Linked DNA regions of Mus musculus: region 1 is linked to region 2. Evidence: chromatin loops called from intact Hi-C (ENCODE). Cell type or tissue: left cerebral cortex. All regions are shown on one strand. Each heading gives the region's core, and the rest is flanking DNA. Links, peaks and the distances in the headings are about the cores only. Region 1 has its middle 93 kb from the start of Gm30501. Region 2 has its middle 6.0 kb from the start of Gm30560.

What was found. A loop is a pair of places that touch in the nucleus more often than their neighbours do. Peaks named below come from ENCODE experiments on the same cell type or tissue, not always from the same donor. Only the 100,000 strongest peaks of a DNase experiment are listed, where the experiment ranks them.
Region 1: it touches region 2 in a loop (16-fold over the local background); 3 of 42 quality-filtered maps call a loop at or near these places.

The regions. Positions count from the first base shown.
Region 1 is chr7:125,112,408-125,122,019 of GRCm38, forward strand. No RefSeq gene overlaps it. Among named protein-coding and RNA genes, the nearest start is that of Gm30501, 93 kb to the right of the region's middle. In left cerebral cortex, for the core only: no CTCF peak of the experiment used is centred there; DNase peaks (open chromatin) are centred at 3,154, 3,369 and 4,971.
Region 2 is chr7:125,387,218-125,396,829 of GRCm38, forward strand. No RefSeq gene overlaps it. Among named protein-coding and RNA genes, the nearest start is that of Gm30560, 6.0 kb to the right of the region's middle. In left cerebral cortex, for the core only: CTCF peaks have their summits at 6,662 (motif pointing left) and 6,861; DNase peaks (open chromatin) are centred at 5,621, 6,269, 6,633 and 6,928; H3K4me3 peaks cover 947 bases; H3K27ac peaks cover 1,011 bases.

The DNA of each region.
Region 1 (9,612 bases), core at 759-8,758, 270 kb before region 2:
AAGACTGGGCAATTTATAAAGACAAGAAAATGATTTTTTTGTCATTGTTTTGGAGACTAGGATGTTCAAGGTTGAGGTGCCAGCACCTGGCAAGAGCCTTGCTGTTGTAACAATCCATGGAGAGCAATCAGAAGGACAGATGAACAAGAGGTGGGATTCATACCCCTAAGCCCCACCTTGGTGTTGGTCCTCTTCTAAGGGCAGAAGCCCCCATGGCTTAGTCACCTCTCTAATGTCATCCCCTGGTACTTGCACTGAGGAGTCAGTTTCCAACACAGGCTTTGTGCTGGGAGACAGCACACCCACCTCTTTTCACAGAGAGAATGATTTCCCCTAGGAAGCTGAAATGCCTTTCTGTGGGATGCTTCCAACCCCCTACCCATGGTCCTCTTCATCCCAGGATCTGGAAGCATGCAAGTACCCAGATGGACGAGTCTCCGAGAGACGGTCGTGCCTGGTGCAGCTTCACACAGGGAAGCTGACACCACGTCTTCAAACATTTTTAATTGCCCTGTCAAGCTGACAATTATAGAACTAATTATTGAGGAGACAATACCAGATACACTGACTGAATCAAGCGTCAACTGAGTTTTTATGTAATTATGCAATTTAATGAATTGAAGGCTACAGTAATGGACTATTGCTGGTTAATTAGGGACTCCCTTTCTGCTAATAATGCCATTTATTTTCGACTCTCGGTATTTATTTTCAGCATCTAAAGCCTTGGACACGTCTTCCTCTGACACTGACATGTTGAGTGGTTTTCTGAGGGCTTGGCTAACAATTGTGTTATTTATAGGCAGCCATCTTCTTCCATTCTCTGGCTGAAGAACTCCAACTGGTTTCTGTTTTATTGCATGCATCTCATTTAGTCCCTGTGCCTAATTATCCTGCTACTGGGTGAAGTGCTCGTGTTTTTCTTTCTGTGTTGAGGCAAAAAGAAAAGTAAGGGATTGTGGCAGAAGATCATTGGCCTGCATCGTATCAAGGTTAACCCTCATTCCTTTGCAGCTGTGGGTTTCTCTGTGTGGTGCTGGGGATGGAACCCAGGGCCTCTTGCGTGCTAGACAACTGCTTTACCACTGAGCCACAGCCCTAGCACTGGAGTCTGTTTTCATTTCTTACCATCTTCTTGATTTCTTGCCTAGCGTGTTGTGTTCTCAAACTGTAGAGAAACAGCTTTTAGTCAGTCTGGGCCCAGGGGTGGGGTGAGGATAGGGCGTTTTCATGTGAAGATGCTTTGGGCTGTCCCGGTGAGGACATTGCTAATCACGGCTGATGAGTGGAAACCTGGATGTGGCAAAACATAAAGTCACACACAGGATGCCAGGCACAGGCTCAACTTGCCCAGGAACTTGTCAATTATCTCGTCAACGTGTCTGAAGATGAGAAACTCTGGCACAGAGTATCAATAACCATGAAGTAAGTTGATTTTCACCAGCCCAGCTTTAAGGAGGAAAACAAATATTTCACAACATCTAAAACATGATGGAACTGTCAAAAGTATGTGAAGCCAACGACATAAATTGTGAAACATGAGTCACAGGGATGTTTGCTCTTCAGCAGTTAAAATATTTGGAAAGAATTGAAAAAAACTTATAATGACTGTTCCCTGTGCAAAGCCAGTCTCTAGTGTCCAAACCTGGTTGCTCCAAGTGGGTCTTAGACAAAGCTGATCATTGGTGGAGGACATGGGAGAACAATGGTCAAGGTTTTGTTACGCCAAGTTTCTCCGCTGTGGTTGTGAGCCTAGCCTTTAAAGGCTGAGTCATCTCTCCAGCCCAAATTTCCCCCTTTGTAAGATTCAATTATGCCAGCTTTCCAGGAGGACATTTTTGTGGGTCTAGTACCCCATTTCTCACTTGTTTTCTGTCAGTTGATAGGACTGGGCATGGGGTTTATAGAAACCATGATCTGGCTGATCTTTGAGGCTGTTCTCTGGCACCATTGAGTAGTCGTGTGGGTCTGAGGGATCTCAGAGCTAACCCATGACTGCTGATGAACATCTGTGAAGACTAAACCTGGAGCTTGGAATGGTAACATCAAGACACTGATAAATCTATCTTGGCCGTCTCAAAGAAGAAGTTACTCCAAGATGGGCAATCACCAAAGGGAAGGGAGAAGGAAGAACAGGGTGGAGAAGGAGGCTCATCATTCCTACCCAGGTCCCACATCATTGCTCCTAAGCACCCTCTTTTCTCTGCTCTTTTTCCTTGGAAGACTGTCCTCTCTTCCCCTGCTACCATGTTTAAGCAGAGGACTCTCAACTTCATATCCTCAGGCCAGCGAGACACTTCCAATTACATGCCCCAATAACTCTACAAAATGTACCTGCTCACAGCTGTGTCTCCTGCTACCCAGCCCTCCCTTTTAGTCCTTGGACTATTGTTACTGCTGATGCCTTGCTTGTATCCCTCCCATCTACATCCCTGCCCTCTTTCCTCACTCCTCCACATACTCTGTCCCTCAGACCATACCTATACCTTCCTTCTGCCATGCTTCCACAATTGCTCAAATGCTGCATCCATCCCCTTTTCCCAGATCTATGCCCCCAGAGACCCCCAGAGATCTGAGGGGCCTCTTCTTTCATGCTCTCAGCACCCTACTCTCCATTAAAATAGTTTACTTTGGTTGCTGCTATAGTGTCTCAAGTTTTTTCAAAGACTTATTTATTTATAAATATGGGTGCTCTGTCTTCCTGAGGACATCAGATCCTGCTATATAGATGGTTCTGAACCACTGTGTGATGCTGGGAATTGAACTCAGGATCTCTGGAAGAGCAGCTAGTGTTTTTAACCTCTGAACCATCTTTCTGATCCCACCACTCATCTTCTCGTGTGTCACCTTTACCAATCATCCTCTATGCTCATGGTTTGTCCTTAAAGTGAGATATTATTAACTCCTTCCTGCGGATGAGGGAATTAAGGTTAGACAGCCCGGGTCTGTGGTTCAAATGAGAGGAGACAAAACAAAAAATAACAAGAAACATACAAACAAACAAAACAAAAAACAAAACAACCAGTCCCATCAGAATGGGAATCTGATTCTGCCGTGCTGGCCACAAAGCCTTATTACTGAGTGAGTTGCTGGCACACCATCTGTCCTGCCTCCCACACCAGAAAAATAGTTCCTTGAAGATGGAATATATATCTTTATGTTGGTGTCCCCAGTAGCCAGAGATGGCATCTGAGCATCAAGGAATGTTTGACTGGCTTAATGAGTAAGAGGGCACTTGGAATCTCACTCCTCTTTTGGAGCATTAAGAACTTTTTTTTTCCGTAAAGGATGGGGCTGAGACTCCATCAACACTCAGATGCTATTATGCTGAAACTCTAACGAGCTCCCTCCAGCTCATAAACTCCAAAAAATAAGTGACTCATCTGTTTCTGTCCTTGCACCAGTCGTTTCCCATCTAGAAAGAGCTCGATCATGCACCGCTTGCATTGTCCAAGGAGAGATGCCAAGTGAACCAAGCTTAAGGAAATCATTTTCTCTGCCTTCATTGCTTTCCGTGTCAGACATCTCAGTCAATGAATAAATGACACAAAGAGTTGCAGGTAACCCAGCCCTCCTTCTCCTCACAGCAGCTCCTGCTTAAAGTGTGTGTGTGTGTGTGTGTGTGTGTGTGTGTGTGTGTGTGTGTGTGTGTAAAGAAAAAAAGGAAAACTTTATGACAAAGGCAGGAGAGAAGCAAAGTTGGCAAATCCGACTAGATTGGCAGTTTCTCCTCCAACATTGGACTCAAAGTTGGTCTAATTAGCTGAGCTGAGACTAGAAAAGAGATTCCTGCAGGGCTTGCTCCCTCTCGGAACTCTGTGGTAGCAAACCATCTGGAAGACTATGGCAGTCGCAGGATGTTTAATGAACTAAGTGGATCTAGGTACAAGGCATCCCCGGATGCAGCAGTGCTGGCCACTGAGAAGTGGGAAACTGGGGTGGGTGGAGTATGGACAGTAGAGCACTCTATATGACAGAAACAACTCAGGGGAGGAAAGAGCCCTTCAGCTCACATCTCCAGAGGGTTTCATGATGGCAGGGGAGGCCTGGCAAGTAAAGTGTGTGACAGCAGCAGTTCCCACTGCAGCAGGCCAGGAAGCAGAGAGGGTGATGAGAATTAGAGTCCTCACAACACCTTCAGAGGTCAGAGTGTTCCCATCATCCTGTGGAAAGCTTCCTTTAATGTCATGGACAAAGACCACGACAAGTGACTTACTTATATGCCAGTCGGATCTGACCTCCTGAATGTCCCACAGCCTCCCAACAGAGTGTCATCTGCTAGAGAACACCCGTTTCAACCAGGAGCCAGAGGGAGACATTTCAGATTCAAACTATAACTAATAAGTCCTTTCCTAGGGCGTCTTCCCCCCGGACACACACAGTGGTGGTCACTACACACAACCCCTGATGTCCTGTCATGCTCAGCCCTGCCTACAGTGGCCCAGGTTCACACTACCTTCAGTAAGAAGGGATAGAAGCAGCAGAGAACCAGGTGGCAGGTACCAATCAAAGTTTGATAGGTGGGAAGATGACAATTTCTATTTGTCCATAGCAAACCTTGAACAAATGGCTAAAAAAAGCAATAAACGAAATTATCTATCCTAGAGAGAAGGAAGCTGTGAGAACCCATAGGGAATTTAAGACCCAAAAGCACCTGGGTGGAAGAGCACACCCGCAGTGCAGGTCCAGTGGACAAGTGAGGGGGTAGGGGAGAAAAGGAGATGTGCACAACTCCAGAGTGCAAAGGAAAACCAGGCACAATGTAAGGTCCAGCACCTATAGAGGACCCAGATTCAACCGGAGTCAGGTGGCCCAGGGGACTCTGGAGATCCCAGCACAGGTCTCAGCTAAAGGAGCAGCTGCCAGCCAGCCACAGCCCACCATTGCCACATATTGCTCCAGTCTCAACACTGCAAGGTCTTCCACTGTTCCAAGAGAAGCCAGAAACCCAGAGCGTGCGTTAAATCCCACACAGCTGAAGTGTTGGCACTACTTCCACATATTTTAAGATACTTTACAGACGAAACGAGACTGTCTGACGGCTAAATGTAAATGTGCAGCCTCCTTGCTTGAAACGGCTGCAACACAGAGATCCTCTGGTGGGACAGCATGACGGCTCCATGGTGACAGTGTGACAACAGTAATTTCAAACATGATCTCCTCTGGCTACCAAGAATTTCACTGTATAGGAAACTGGAGAGTGTCTTAGAATATAAATACAGATACATAGATAGAAAGATAGATGACAGGTAGGTGACAGAGAATGAAAGAAAAGCAAGCAAGAAAGAAACAAAGAAATAAAGAAGGAAGATGAGTGGATAGACAGATGACAGGTAGATGATAGAAAGACAGATAGGTTGATGGATAGATAGATAGATAGATAGATAGATAGATAGATAGATAGATAGATAGATTAATAACAAATGCAAATATCAGGGGATTCCAAAAGGCTCTGCTCATCCCCTCACTCATCACAATCCTAGGCACCTATCAGTCTCCATGGAGCAACCTGTAAGCAATGGCCACTGGAAGAGGGCAGGTGGTTGCTCTCACCCCTGGCCTTTGTGTTGAGGTCACTAAGATGTTCTCCACAGTCTCCCAGAGTCCCTTGATATGCAGGTCTCTGCTCACCCCCTCTTGATTATTGGTGCATCCTTCACTAGCTTCCCTGCTTCTCTACCTCATAACGCCAGTTCTCCATCAAGCTCTCTAGAATCACCTCCCAGATGAACGCTATGACACCTCTCCTGCACCATGCTCTGCCCCTTGGAAAACCAAACCCAGGCAGTAGATGTCCCAGCACAAGAACTGAATTTCTGAGGCAATGATGGTGGATGTGGAGGGTGTTCTGAAAACAAGGAATGGGCACCACACAAGTTGTTCAGGAGATCCTGAAAACAAACTCTGGGCTTTAACAAATCTTCCAGAATCAATCAATCTGTCTCTCTCTGTCTCTCTGTCTCTGTGTGTGTGTGTGTGTATCTCTTTATCTATATCTCTCTATGCCCTCTATGTGTCTCTTCATGTATCTCTCTTATCTTCCTGTATCAACATCTCCTTCAATATCTCTCTTCTCCTCTTCCTTCTCCTCCTCTTCCTCCTCTTCGTCTTCCTCCTTCTTCTCTCACTCCCTCCCTACCTCCTTTCCTCCCCCTTCAACACTCTTCTGAGTCATTGGCCTGTACTATAAATAAATAAGTTTTTCTATTCTCTAGCAAGGAGTTAATGATATGTAAATGAAGCCCTGGGTATATATAGGAAGACCATGCACAAAAGGACCTGAAGCAGTTCCCTTCATAGAGGTTCAAACACTACTTGTGCAGACACCCTATCCTCAGTGTGGTGAACTCTGAGGAGCCTCTTCTATGCTGAGGTTCATCTCTCTTGAGTCACCTTTGTCACTTTGCCATTTACCTGAATACAACTGATCCACAAAGAATTTTTTAAAAATCCCCAGCAAGCCAGAATTTCCACCATGAATCCACACTCTCCTCTACAAGTATGAAAGCAGCCGTGCTTACATACACTGTTATGGAAATGTATGTCAGTGTAACACTACAGCAGGTTCAAGGGTGTACAACATCTGCTTTCATGGAACTGCTATACAGAACAGGCAAGGACATGCTACTACAGCACTGCTCATGAATGTAATAGTATATAGCAACCAATACCCACTACATGTCCAAGTTTAGTATATCCATGTGTATCCTCTATGGTAATTCTGTGAGTACAAATATTGTACATCCTTAAATCCCACTTTAGTGTTACATTGGTGTGTGTTTCTGTAACAGTGTATGTAAATATGGACATTTACCTACAATGTGTTTGGACATGCTTTTAAATGTGTGTGTGTATCATCTATTATCTATCATCTATCATTTATCTATCTCCCTACCTATCTCTCTATCTATCTCTATCTATCTATCTATCTATCTATCTATCTATCTATCTATCTATCTATCTATCTATTATCTGTATATTTGTCATCTATCTCTCTCCCTTCTCTCCCTGATCCCTCCTCTGAGTCACTGGCATTTCATTCTATCTTCCAAGATTTCTTCCTCTGCTCTATGTCAATGAATGAACGATACACAAATGGCATGTGGCAGCATGCCACCTCATTCACCATGCACCCATTCCAGAGCAGAGCCTGACCCATGGACATGCTACCCAACCGATGCTTAGAGGTTCTGCACTTGCCACACCTTCTACCTCACACCCAGCAGAGGGAAAGCTCCAGGATGAACTTCTTTCTAAGGACTGAGAACAGGAGGGGCACCCAGCATCGGACAGAAGCGATTCTGCAAACAGGCCTGGGGAAGGGATTGATGATAACTTTTCTGGGGGCCAGGAAAGAAGGCAGTTTCCCATTTCCAAATACTCGAGAAAGTATTCTCAGAAGGCTGGAGACCTTCCTCCTCCCTCCTTTGTCCACCCTCCACCTCTGCAGACCCTTCAAACCTTCCAAAGCTCAGTAGGCCTACCTTGCACAAGAAAGTTAGTTTCTCACAGCAGTGTCCAAGCCAGGCCCAAGTTGATCTTCTGGACAGTGGTACATTATCTCCCAAAATTGGCTTCCTTATTCTTCAACTTCCCTCCTTCATGTGCATCAATGCAGAGCAAGTTTCAGAGTTGTTGTTGATATAGGAAAGAGCAACTAGAGGCTGTGGCATCTGCCTGTTGTGGGAACAGCAGAGGCTGAGACAAGCCTGATGGTCCTTCAGGAATCATTCAGGAGGATGTAAGATAGAGTATACAGTAGGTATCAATGCAACCCAGTAAGTGAACGTGAAGCAGGCTAATGGAAGTGGGATGATGTATGCCTGGCCATGCCATTTGTTAGAATTCCATGAGTAGAGAAAGGATATGCTGAGCAGAGCTGCAGACTGTGACTCCCCTGAGTGGAGCATTGCCTGAGACCAGAGTTCCCAAACAAGACTAAACGTAAAACCACTAAGGGAGATGTAAAACCTATATTCATTCCAAGGCTTCCCACTGAACAGTCTGGGGAAAGGACAGAGTAATTCCAAAGTTCCATGGGCCAGTTTGGGAATCACTTCCTGTGACATAGCCTTGATTTCCTGAGTTGAGTCATTACCTGATTTTATACTAGCACACACTGTGTAAAATTGTTTTGTGTGGGTAAAATTCACAGTGTAATGTGGAGAAGTATAGTAGAAAGTTCTGATCATGGAAGCTGAAATCTCACTTGTAAAGCCATCTTGTTGGACAAAGCCATTGTGTTCCAAGCCAGGGTACTTGTTGAGTTGTGAAAACTTTTCTTCAAACAAAATCAAAGGGCCATCAATTCCAACAAAGTTAAGAAAACATAACTTGGAAATCCTCATAGGGGAAAAAAAAACTAATGGGAAGTAAATATGACAGCTATTACTTTCAATGTCTGGTGAATCTCTGTGGAGTGGACAAGAGATCCAGGGTGACGTGAGGGTAAGGAGGCATGAGATGACAGAACAGCTGTGCATGGGATATGGGTCACTTACAATAATGAAGCAAGATGACATGATAAAACACACACAGAGGACTAGTGTGAAGCTCTGAACGTAGAAAGCAAAGAAATTGAACTATAGTCATATGACCAAAACTGGACAATCCAAAGGGCTGCACCCCCAAATTAGGAACTAGAATGGAGTACCCCAAGACTCACTCATGTCATACTCCTCATGCTAGTTTGGAATGAGTTTACCTTGTATTCCCAAAGTGATCAATTAGCATAGAAACTATCCCTAGGTTGCTAGGATCCCTAGATAACCTGAAGTAGAAAGTATTCGTGGGCAAGAAAGATGTCCTCTCACACCTGCCCACCCAGGAGTCCCCCAGGTAAGTGTCACTAAAGAGGTTCTCAATCCAACAATTTCAAAATGGGCAACAGTGCACCATGGGAAAAGTGTCTACCCTGAGGGGATACTAGACCCAGTAGGATTATAAGCCTGGGAATCTTAAGCCAGGAATCGAAGCAGCAGAAACCATATCATGTGAGAGTTCAGGAAGCATCCCCGTGTGTGTTCACCACACAAAACTCGAGCTATCTAGGTAAGTTGGAGACATCCCAGGATGTCTCCAAGATACCTGGGTGTCCCTAGAACACAGATAGGCTACTGCTGCAACAAGACCTGGGGATTGGGCCAGTTCCCAGAGCTGGCTTTCCCCTGCCTTTTGCTCTCCCCCTTTCAAACAAATGTGCTGAACCACAAGGAGCAGTAAGCCCTCAAAAGAAATGTAGCAATGCTTCAACGGTCTCATAGTTGAGACATTTTCTGAGGGACAGGAGGGTGGGTAACATATACCACTGGAACACACTGAAAAAAGAATTGACTCGAACCAGAGGTAGGGCAGAAAGGGATGTCATGGGAGTTGGTTTTGCTCTTTGAAGCAACATGCACTTTAAAACTTACAAATTCCTGATTTCTGGAACTTTCCATTTAATACTGGCAGTAACAGCAGATAACTATGACCACAGAAAGCTGGACTTTTAAGTAGTACTCTACCGGTGATTGCTCTTGAGCCCAGGACCTGGGGAAGCTTTCCTCAGCTGTTCAGCGGCTACATTGGTTGGGAGAAGTCCCATGACCTCTGGCTGCTATTTCCTCATCTGCC
Region 2 (9,612 bases), core at 693-8,692:
GTAACACAAAACTAGCTTACCCAACTTGTTATCTGTACTGGACACAGAAGTAGTAAGACTAACAGCAGCGGTGAAGGGAAGGAAATGTGAGTGCACAGCCTCTGGAAGGCACACTCATAGCTGGTTGCCCATCACTGGCTAGTTGAGACCTATTTGCTTCTCATGCAGACATCTCTGGATCAGGAAATGCTCCCATGGAAAAGGTAATATGTGACTTTTAAAAGTGTGTGTGTGTGTGTGTCTGTGTGTGTGTCTGTGTGTCTGTGTCTGTGTGTGTGTCTGTGTGTCTGTGTGTGTGTCTGTGTGTGTGTGTGTGCTTGCATGTACTGGTACACATGCATGCATGTGTATAAGTACTGAGGTCAGAGGTCACCACCAGTGTTTTCTAACTCTTCTTACCTTGGTTTTTGAGACAGGGTCTCCTACTAAGCTTACAGATTCAACTAGGCTGGCTGGCCACCAGGCCCCAGGGATGCTGGCTTCCTCTCCCTAGCTCTGGGATTACATGCACTCACCACTGGGCCCAGTTCATTACCTGGATGCTAGTGATATGAGCTCATGCTTACCCAGAGACCACTTTACTGACTGAGCCTTCTCCAGAACCCCTGAGGTAAAAGTCCTCCATTGAAATTCCAATTGGCAGAGAATGCATGTAACTGTCAGAAAATTAATGTCAATCAACAAGAAAAAGCAAAACAACAAATAGTAATAGCAAAATAGACAGTTTGTCACCAAGCAACACTCAGGACCAACTAATACATGAAAGGAGCAGAAGCAAAACGGAGGAGGCTTTGGACTATCAGATGCCTTGTGACTAGAAGCATCCTGGTTAGTGACAGTGGGTAGACATTTTCAACATTGTCTCTAGAGATGACCAACAGGAACAACTTGACATGAGGACACCCTTTTACCCACAACTAAGGGTATCCTGAAAATGTCCACACAGGTAGACTCTGGACACAGACAGAAATCCTCCAGTCAAACAAAGCCTGTGCAATGACACCAGTGGGGACCATCAGAGGGCTTCCTCTATGGCCCAGGCACTGGCTACTTGGCCGCCAATGGACTTGACCTTGAAGTTCAACTGGGAGTTGCCTCTGGCTCTTAGTTCAAATCCTATGACAAAGGCTGGTGGGCTAAGCCTATCTGTGCAAGCCAGCCAGCACAAGCAGTAGACAGTGGGATGGCTTACAAACCAGCCATCTTCCCATCATGTGATCACTGTTGCTCCAGTCGGTCAGAGGTGGAGCCCCAGCCACAGGTGTCGATAGTGTGAGGAGTCACAGATAGATAAAACTAGGGAAGGCTCCCACAGAAGGGTGTGTGACTGGAGGTAATTAGCATCTCCAATCCCAACAACAGGAACACTGCAGTCAGGATGAGTGTGCCTTATTCAAAGGGTAGCCCATGCCTGAACCACAAAATGTATCAGTGACCAGCTTCAAAACCATGGTAACTACGATATAATATATATAACTTATAATAACTCTAACTAATATAGTCACTGCACAGGGTCAGGCTGTTGGCCTTCCATCGCAGGTGGGAAGGGGCTCATGAAGCTCTACCCTAGCTAAGGAGCTATCGATAATCAATGGCTGCTGTGGGAGGAGGGCTCATTTCCCTTAGTCATAGGCGCTGGTGAGTTTTGAACAGTCCTCCGCTCATAGCCATTCAAGCATCCTCCATTAAAATCAGAGGATCACAAAACAACCTATGAAAATAGGAAAGACATGGCAGGGGCAAGGGAGGGAAAGGACGTTCAGTGGGAGTGGACTAAGAGAGGCTAGCGAGGGATGAATGTTGTCAAAATCCATTAAATCCATGTATAAAACCACAAGAAAACATAAAAGAAGAAATGACAAAAGGAAAAAAAAAGTGCAGGTTAAACGGATGGTTAGCAACAAAATCTACTTCTGCCACTTAACAGCTCTGTGTCCGTGGACAAGTAGCTCAGCTGCTCTGAGTGTTTCCTCAGTTGTACGAGGTAATTGATGCTACAAAGCTTTGGGTTACTGTAACAAAATACCAGACATAATGAATTTACAAAGAGGAAAGGATTCTTTTGGCTCCAGGATTTAGAGATGTCAACCAATGATTAACTAACTATATGTCTTTGTGCCTGTGGTAAGCAGTATGGCAGAGCACATGTCTGAGGAAAGCCATTCATCTCATGGCTGGGAATCTAAAGAGAGAAGAGGAAGGAGCCTGGATCCCTTCAGGCCACACCTCCAATGGCCCAACTCCCTCTCCCCACGTCCTGCCTCTTAATTCTACCACCTCCCAAGGGCACCAGGTGCCAGAAACCAAATCTTCAGCACAAGTCCTTCTGGACCCCAGCTATAGCCCAGCCCAACAAGCAAGTTCCCAGGGAAGCATACAGTGTCACAGCCCGTGGTCCAGGCCACAGGGAAACAGATACAGTGTCTACACCTTCAGAGCAAACACCAGGAATTATGGTCTTACAAGCACAGCCCCATGACAGGCAATGAGACTGACTCTGTGGGAAGAGCTGGCATGGTAGTGATCACAAGCAACAAATGGGGTCTAGAAACAAAAATAAAAAAGTCTAAAAATGGGGGTGTGGGTTGTAGTGAGAAGGTGGTCAGATCATGGGGTCATTCGGGAATATTCTAGCCTTTCTTCAGAGTATGCAATGAGTCTTCATTCTCTTTTATGTTAGATATGCTTCTCCTCCCCACCCCAGCATGATGTCATTGAGCAGCAGTGAATCATGTTTTGGTTTTTTTGGGTTTTTTTTGTTGTTGTTGTTTTTTTGCAGGCAACATGCTGGCTGTGTCCCCCAGGGTCTGAGAGAGAGAGAGAGCTGAGCCTAACATGGCAGATTTTAAAGGAACTGTGGAAAAGCCCCAGGGAGTGAGGCGGTAGCTTGTTTATTATTGCAGCATAACACATCTGCCCTGACTGGTGTAGTCAGGGCTCAGGGGAGAGCTGAGGAGTGGGGCTCACTTGAAGCCTTCCTCACTGGGTAGGTTGGAGCCTTGGTTTCTATTTCCAAAATGGCAGGGTAGGGGGCGGTGCGTGGACTTGGTTAGGATGAGGAAGGACTAAGACAGTATTTCCTTCCCTTTCTATGTCACCAAAACTTGGCCCTGCAAGCAAAGGTGCCACATCCATCCAGACTGCTGTCACCAAGGGAGAAGGACAGTCAATGATAGCAGCCACCTTAATCTTTATTCCAGAAATTTCACTTGATTTTCCTGGAAGGGGCCATGGGGATTTTCTTTATTACATTTTGAGGTTTCCTCTTTCCCTCTGTAGAGCCTGCATTTGTCCCCATTTCTACCAGCCCCACTGAGCAGCAGCAAACCAGGAGCTCTTAGAAGGAGTTTGTAGAGAATATCAAAGCCAGGTGCTCAGGGGAAGGGGGTTTGGGGGAGCAGTGAGACAAGAGCCTCCCAGGTGGGACCTACTTCTCCCCTCAGCAGGCCCCTCCCATCAACAGGCCCCTCCCATCAACAGGCCCCTCCCATCAACAGGCCCCTCCTATCAGCAGGCTCCTCCCCTAGAAGGCTGTAGGGTCTGGGACACCCCAGTGAGCAAAAGATGTCAGCCCTACCTCCTAAGTCTACAGGAACATATCTGAACAAATCTCCAATACATTATCGATCCAAAGGTCATCTTTATGAACCACTAAGAAAGAAAAAATGTTGCCAATTAAACCACAATACCAGACTTTGTTAGCACTCCAGCCTTTTATTTTGTATGTATCAAAAGAACTTCCTTAAACTTAGTGAGCCATAGGTTTATGATCATAGATTATGCATATAGAAAGTGGAAAATACCCACAAAACTAACTGGCCAGAATATCTCCACACATCTTCACACCAGAGCCTGACACTGCAAGTCGCTTTTAGCTTGGAGTCACTAATATTTTTTTGCGTGTTCATTGGCCAGTCTCTTCTAGGGAAACAAGAGGAGCTTGGTGACAGAGCTTTCTGTAAGAGGTTTCCGGCATTGACGCCCATCAGGTTCTGATGCAGGCGCAGTCTCGGCTGTTGTTCCTCAGGAGCTGCCTGCCTTGCTGTTTTGGTTGGGTTTGTTTTTTAATTCTATTTGCTTCTTTATATTAATGAGTGTTTTGCCCGCATGCATGTCTGCACGCCACATGCATGCAGTGCCCAAGAAGGACAGAAGGTTGTGAATCACTGTGTGAGAGCTAAGAACCAAACCCAGGTCCTCTGGTAGAGCAGCAGGTGCTCAGCGCTGAGACATCTCCTCCACTTTGTTTTCTGAGACAGGATCTCTCAACCGGACCTAGGGCTCAATGGTTAGGCTCAGCTGCTTAGCCAGTGAGTTTCCAGTGGCTGACCTGTCTCCGCTTAGCCGATGCTGAGATCAGAAGCACAAACCCCTCAGTCTGGCTCTTTAACATGAGTCAGGGAATCAAACTGAGGTGCTTGAGCTTCCAAGACAAGCACTTTACCCTTGAGCCATCTCCCCAGCCCACAATGCTGACATTCTTAAAAATCTGATAGACAATTGTGTCACACTCCCAGCAGTACCAGCAAAGACTATGGGATGTCATTGATTGTAATGAGAAAAATTAATTCCAAAGTGTGAAAACGTGGAGAGAAAAACTATACTCCGTTAAGTCAATTGACCTGCACACCTTCCCCCAGTCTACATTTGAGGCAAAAAGAGAAGAACCCAGGGTCAGAAAGGGTTAAACTCCAGTTCCAGCCATATCTCTCCCTAGCTATGTGATGTAGCAGTCAGGGTGGGCTGGGATCTGCTGCAATAACAAACAGTACCCAGAATCATCTGTCTGCACGCACATCTACTGCAGGCTGGGCAACATGACAGAGGGATGTCCTCCAGGCTCAAACAACAGTTTCGGGGGTGTGGGGGGGAGCCTAGGAGAACACAGAGGAAGTTTCCTGTTTTGGACTGAAAAGGTTTACTCTCACCTCCACTTCCCTTTGCCGGAACAAAATAAACAGTCTTAGCTAACTGCAAACGGCTGGAAAGTGAGATTTACTCAGGAAGAGGAAAAGAATAAAATATGCCAATAGTACCATCTAGAACAGTGACCTCATGGAATTCGTTAAGCCTTCCCAAGCCTTGCTTGCTTGGTTCTGGTAGAAAAGACTATACTGGACCTGTCCCACCATGCAAAGGATACCGGGGACCACTCTGAAATGTTTCTGTCACAGGAGCACAGCTTGAAAACTCTGGCTGGGACTCACACCTGCACCTTCCCACCTGGAAAGGACTGGCAACTTCTCCCTCATCCGCCCCACCCCCATCACCTCTTAGGCCAAATAGTCGTAGCCCCCACCCCACCCCTATCTGCTTTTCTAATACTCATTAGATGACTCTGGACCCCAAAACTACTTACTTTCCTCCCAAGAGAGGAGCAGCCACACCCAGGAATCAGTCTTGGCCAGCAAGGCCTCCAAGACAGCTGTTGGGCCCGGCTCTGGAAGTTTCTCCCCTGGCAACTATGTGGGTGGCTCTGAGCCAAAGAAGTCCTCGTGGCAAAACTAGCAGGAAAGAGAGGGCAAAGATTCAGGCCAGGCCTCCGGTGTCCTACCCCAGCTCTGCCCACTGGGAACCCCCAGCACCATAGAGGACCCACAGATAAGCTTGGGGAACAGAGGAAATGCTGTTTGCTAATGGAATGTGGCCAGGACAGGCAGGCCTTCCAGAGCACAGCCTTGCTGCTTGGTGCTGGCCTGGGGGTGGAGGAGATGAGACTGGAGCTAAACCTGCAAATTCCTGGAACAGGGTGGAAAGAGCGCAGCACTGAATCCGAATCCCAAGCAAATGGGTTCCCCTCACACCCTTTGTCAACACTCAAAATCATTTTCAGCCTCCAACTATAACTCTATGTTACAAGCTGTGCCTTAGGGGGAAAGGGGGGGGGGGCAGAGAGCGCAGGACTCCCAAAACTTAAAACTGTGTTTGTGGTGCTGGGGGGGGGGGGGGACGCCAGGGACTCCCACTTGGTCAACAGGTACTTTATCTACTATCCAACAACCTAGCCCAGAGCTCAGCAATGTTTTAAAGCTTTCTGGAGAGCTTAGGCACAGCTGGAGTCCGGATCCAGGGAGCCATGCACTGTCCCCTGTACACTGCGGACCCTCACCACACAGCCTCACGGAGCCGCGAAGGTTGGTCTAAGGCGCAGAAAAGCTGCCCACTACCCGAAGTCGACTGGCAGGAAATCTGAAGTTATTCAGGCCAAATCCAGAAAGAGAGGAGAGTAGGAGGGCAGAAAAGGCGGGAGCGCGAGAGCGAGCGGAAGGGTGCATGGGTAGGTGGAAGACACTGTGAAGAGATGTGCAGAGGGAATGGAGGAATGAAATCGGGAGAGGACGGGAGGGAGGGAGGGAGGGAGGGGAGAAGGAAGGGAAAGAGAAAGGGAGGGGAGCTGCACATAGGTTCGATGAAACAAAGGGAGAAAAGCCGAATAAATGAGTCACAGATGGGGTGGGAGGGAGGGAGAGGAGCGCGAGGCTCCGCGCTAGACCTGCTAGGGACTTAGGACGCCGCTGCAAGCGCGGGCTCTGGTCGCAGGCTCGCAAACCTGAGCACGCGCGCAGTCTCAACTCGTGGACGCCGCTCAGGCTCTAGCAGTCATAAGGCCTGGGTGCCCCCTAGCGGTCATATGTGGCACTGCAGCGGCGGTGTGGCGGGACCTTGCACTCTTCCCTAGGGATGTGCGCTGCACCGAGTTCCCGAAAACTCCTCCTTAAAAGCCACTTCCTTGCTCTCGCTACAAACCTTAGGACCTCCTGCCCTGGCATCCTCTGGAGAGCAGAAAGATAAGCGCTTCCTAACGCTCTTTTCTGAAAAGGCTTCCTATTCCCTTCCGTGAAAACGGATCAGTAAAGGTGGGGGGGAGAGAAAATGGTTTGAGTTAATTTAAACTGTGTCTGCCGCGGGCAGCAATCCAAGAAAGGGTTTCCTTTTTTTTTTTTTTTAAGTCCTGGTGGAAGCATCAAGGGAAGCTCTTTGCTGCAGCCCAGCGGCCAGATGGAGCCAGGTTAGTCCAATGTGGAGGCTGCGGGGAAGAAGTCTCAGGCAGCCAGGAAGCCTAGGCCTGGTGGTGCCAGAGAATCACTGGGAATGACAGTGCTCATACTCGCTTGCAAACCCAGCATTCAGAAAGCAGAAGCAGAAATAGAGCCACAAGTTCAAGGGCAGCCTGGCCTCAGGACACAGCAATACCAGACTGAGCACTTTCCCCTCCCAGGCTGTTTGCATAGGTGAGCTTATTTCATGGCCAGAATCTTTGACGTTAGTACTATGTGTCTCCGTGTCACAAGGAGGAACCAGAGACCCTCAGGAATTAAAGGCACCCAGCTAACAAGTGGGTATTAAGCTGCTGGACCTTGTAGAACTTCAGGCTTCGGCTCTGCCTCATGGACAAAGCATGTGGGAAGTGTCTGGAGGCTCTCTCCAAAGTGACCCTGCCAGTGAGTACCCCGGGATGACCCTGGCTGTGGGTGAGGCTGATGACATCACAGTCCCTCCCACCTGTCGTCTCCCTCTGTGCTCCTCCACATCAAGGGGCACAGCCTGCCACTGGCATGGAGTCCCCAGCTTCTTCATCCGTTCAGCAGAGTGTTCAGAGAGTGTCTCCTCCGTGCCAGGCTGTGCTAGAGAGCCAGGAGACCAGACCGTGGCAAACACTAACTAGTAACAACCTGTGATAAACAGATCAGCCAGCAAATGCACAGTGTGGCTGCACATTTGCATGTGACAAGATTATGTACTAAGAGATGGCCTGGCCTAGGGACACCGATGTAAAAGCTCTTATTGGAAGCCGCCTCGAACTCAGAAGTTTACAACTATGCCCCAGCTCCCCCGCCCCATCCCTGGCCCTTCTTCATACCTGGAGTCTTAGACAAGGAAGCTAGGAGAGAATGAGGACCATCCCTCAAGGCGTTTGAACTTGACCCTGGCTCTAGACGGGAGATCATAGTGACTGTACAGCTCTCTCAGTGCTCAGCGCTTGACTTTGTTTACATCCTCACCACTGATCTCTGCAGTAAGCTTTTGAGGTAGATGCTCTTGATAAACCTGTATTTCCAGGCTCTAAAACCAAGGTGAACAGCTCCGTGGGGCACCAAGATTTTAGGAGGAAAGGGTTTTGTGGCACACAGTTTCAGGGATTTCAGTCCATGGTCACCGGCTTGCTGGCACATTGTGGTGGGAACATGTGACAAAAGAGAACATCCAGGAAGCAAAAGACAGAGGCTGAAGGACTGGGAGCTCCAATATCTATTTAGAGGCCACACCCCCATGACTTACTTCATGTCACTGGGCCACCTTCTAAAATTTCCAGCACCACTCACAGGCTGGGGACCAAGCCTCCAAATCCAGCTTCCAGCATCAACAACACACATTCCCTAGATAGTAGCCAGGGAGGCAAAGAAAATGTCAGCTCAGATCACTCGCCTCTTCTGTTAGGGACCAATGGAGGCAACACAGAAATAAAAGATCGCAGACAGGCATCTCCAGAAACAATTGCTCTTTAGCCAAAACATCTGGAGGTCTGCAGCCTCTCCATAGAGGTGAGACTGTGCTCACATGATGTTGGGGGGGCGGGTATTGAGGTCTTATAGTATGGAAAATGGGGAAGGTTAGGGCTGGAAGAGTCCATCTGGGGTCAGTTCCCCAGCAGTCAGGACATGGTAGAGGGTTTGGCCTGTGGATCTCCTTATTAGATGCTTTCACAGGTGTTATCAGACAAGTCAGCTTTCCTTCGGGACCCCTCGGTCCACCTGAGGCTTGTAGGTCATTAACCTTCCACCTTCAGCAGCTCTAGACTGGGAGTGGCACATACACTGTGATGACACCATGTACCCCTGACCTGGACAGCTTTTGTTCTGTAGTCTACTCTTCAGGCATTCATGTGCACATAAGGGTGTGGATACATGCACACACATAAAGGCACGCACACACACACACACACACACACCTTTGCCTTCTGCTCTCTAATGTGTGGAAGATTTTGACCAATAGGCAGTGCCAGCAGAGTGGACAGGGATATTCTCCCCCGTCTTCCTGTCCGCTGAGCTGTGCCAATAGCAACAGAGTCCCTCTGAAGAGAGCTGTAGGGACCTCCTCCAGCTGCCACTCATACTGGGGGGTTCCAAAGGCTCCCACAGAAGTTAGAAGCAACTCAAAGAGTAACAGGAACCCTCAATTGACTGAGCCTTTTCCCACCACTCAAAGAACGGACATAGGGTAAATGAATGATAACGTGAATGAGTGAAGTGACTTATAGTCTCTACACAACTCAACTATGGACTAAGGATCATCACCCTGCCAAGCCCTTCCATAGGGTATGCTATGCTTGCAACACGAATGAACCACTAAAGAGACGTCTCAAGGGGTGTTGAGCCTCTGCCAGGTATTACCAGACAAGAGAGAATAATTCTGCAGGATGCTGGAAAAGAGAGGATAAAAGTGAACAGGGGTGAGCCGGGATCAGAAAGGAAGCCCCAGGGGCTGACTGAGTTGCAGAGCACCTGCCAGGTGCACCCAAGGTCCTAGGTTTAACCCCAGCATGCCTCCAAAAGAAAATCAAACAAACAAACAACAAAAATAACAACAACAACAACAAAAAAGCCCTTCCTA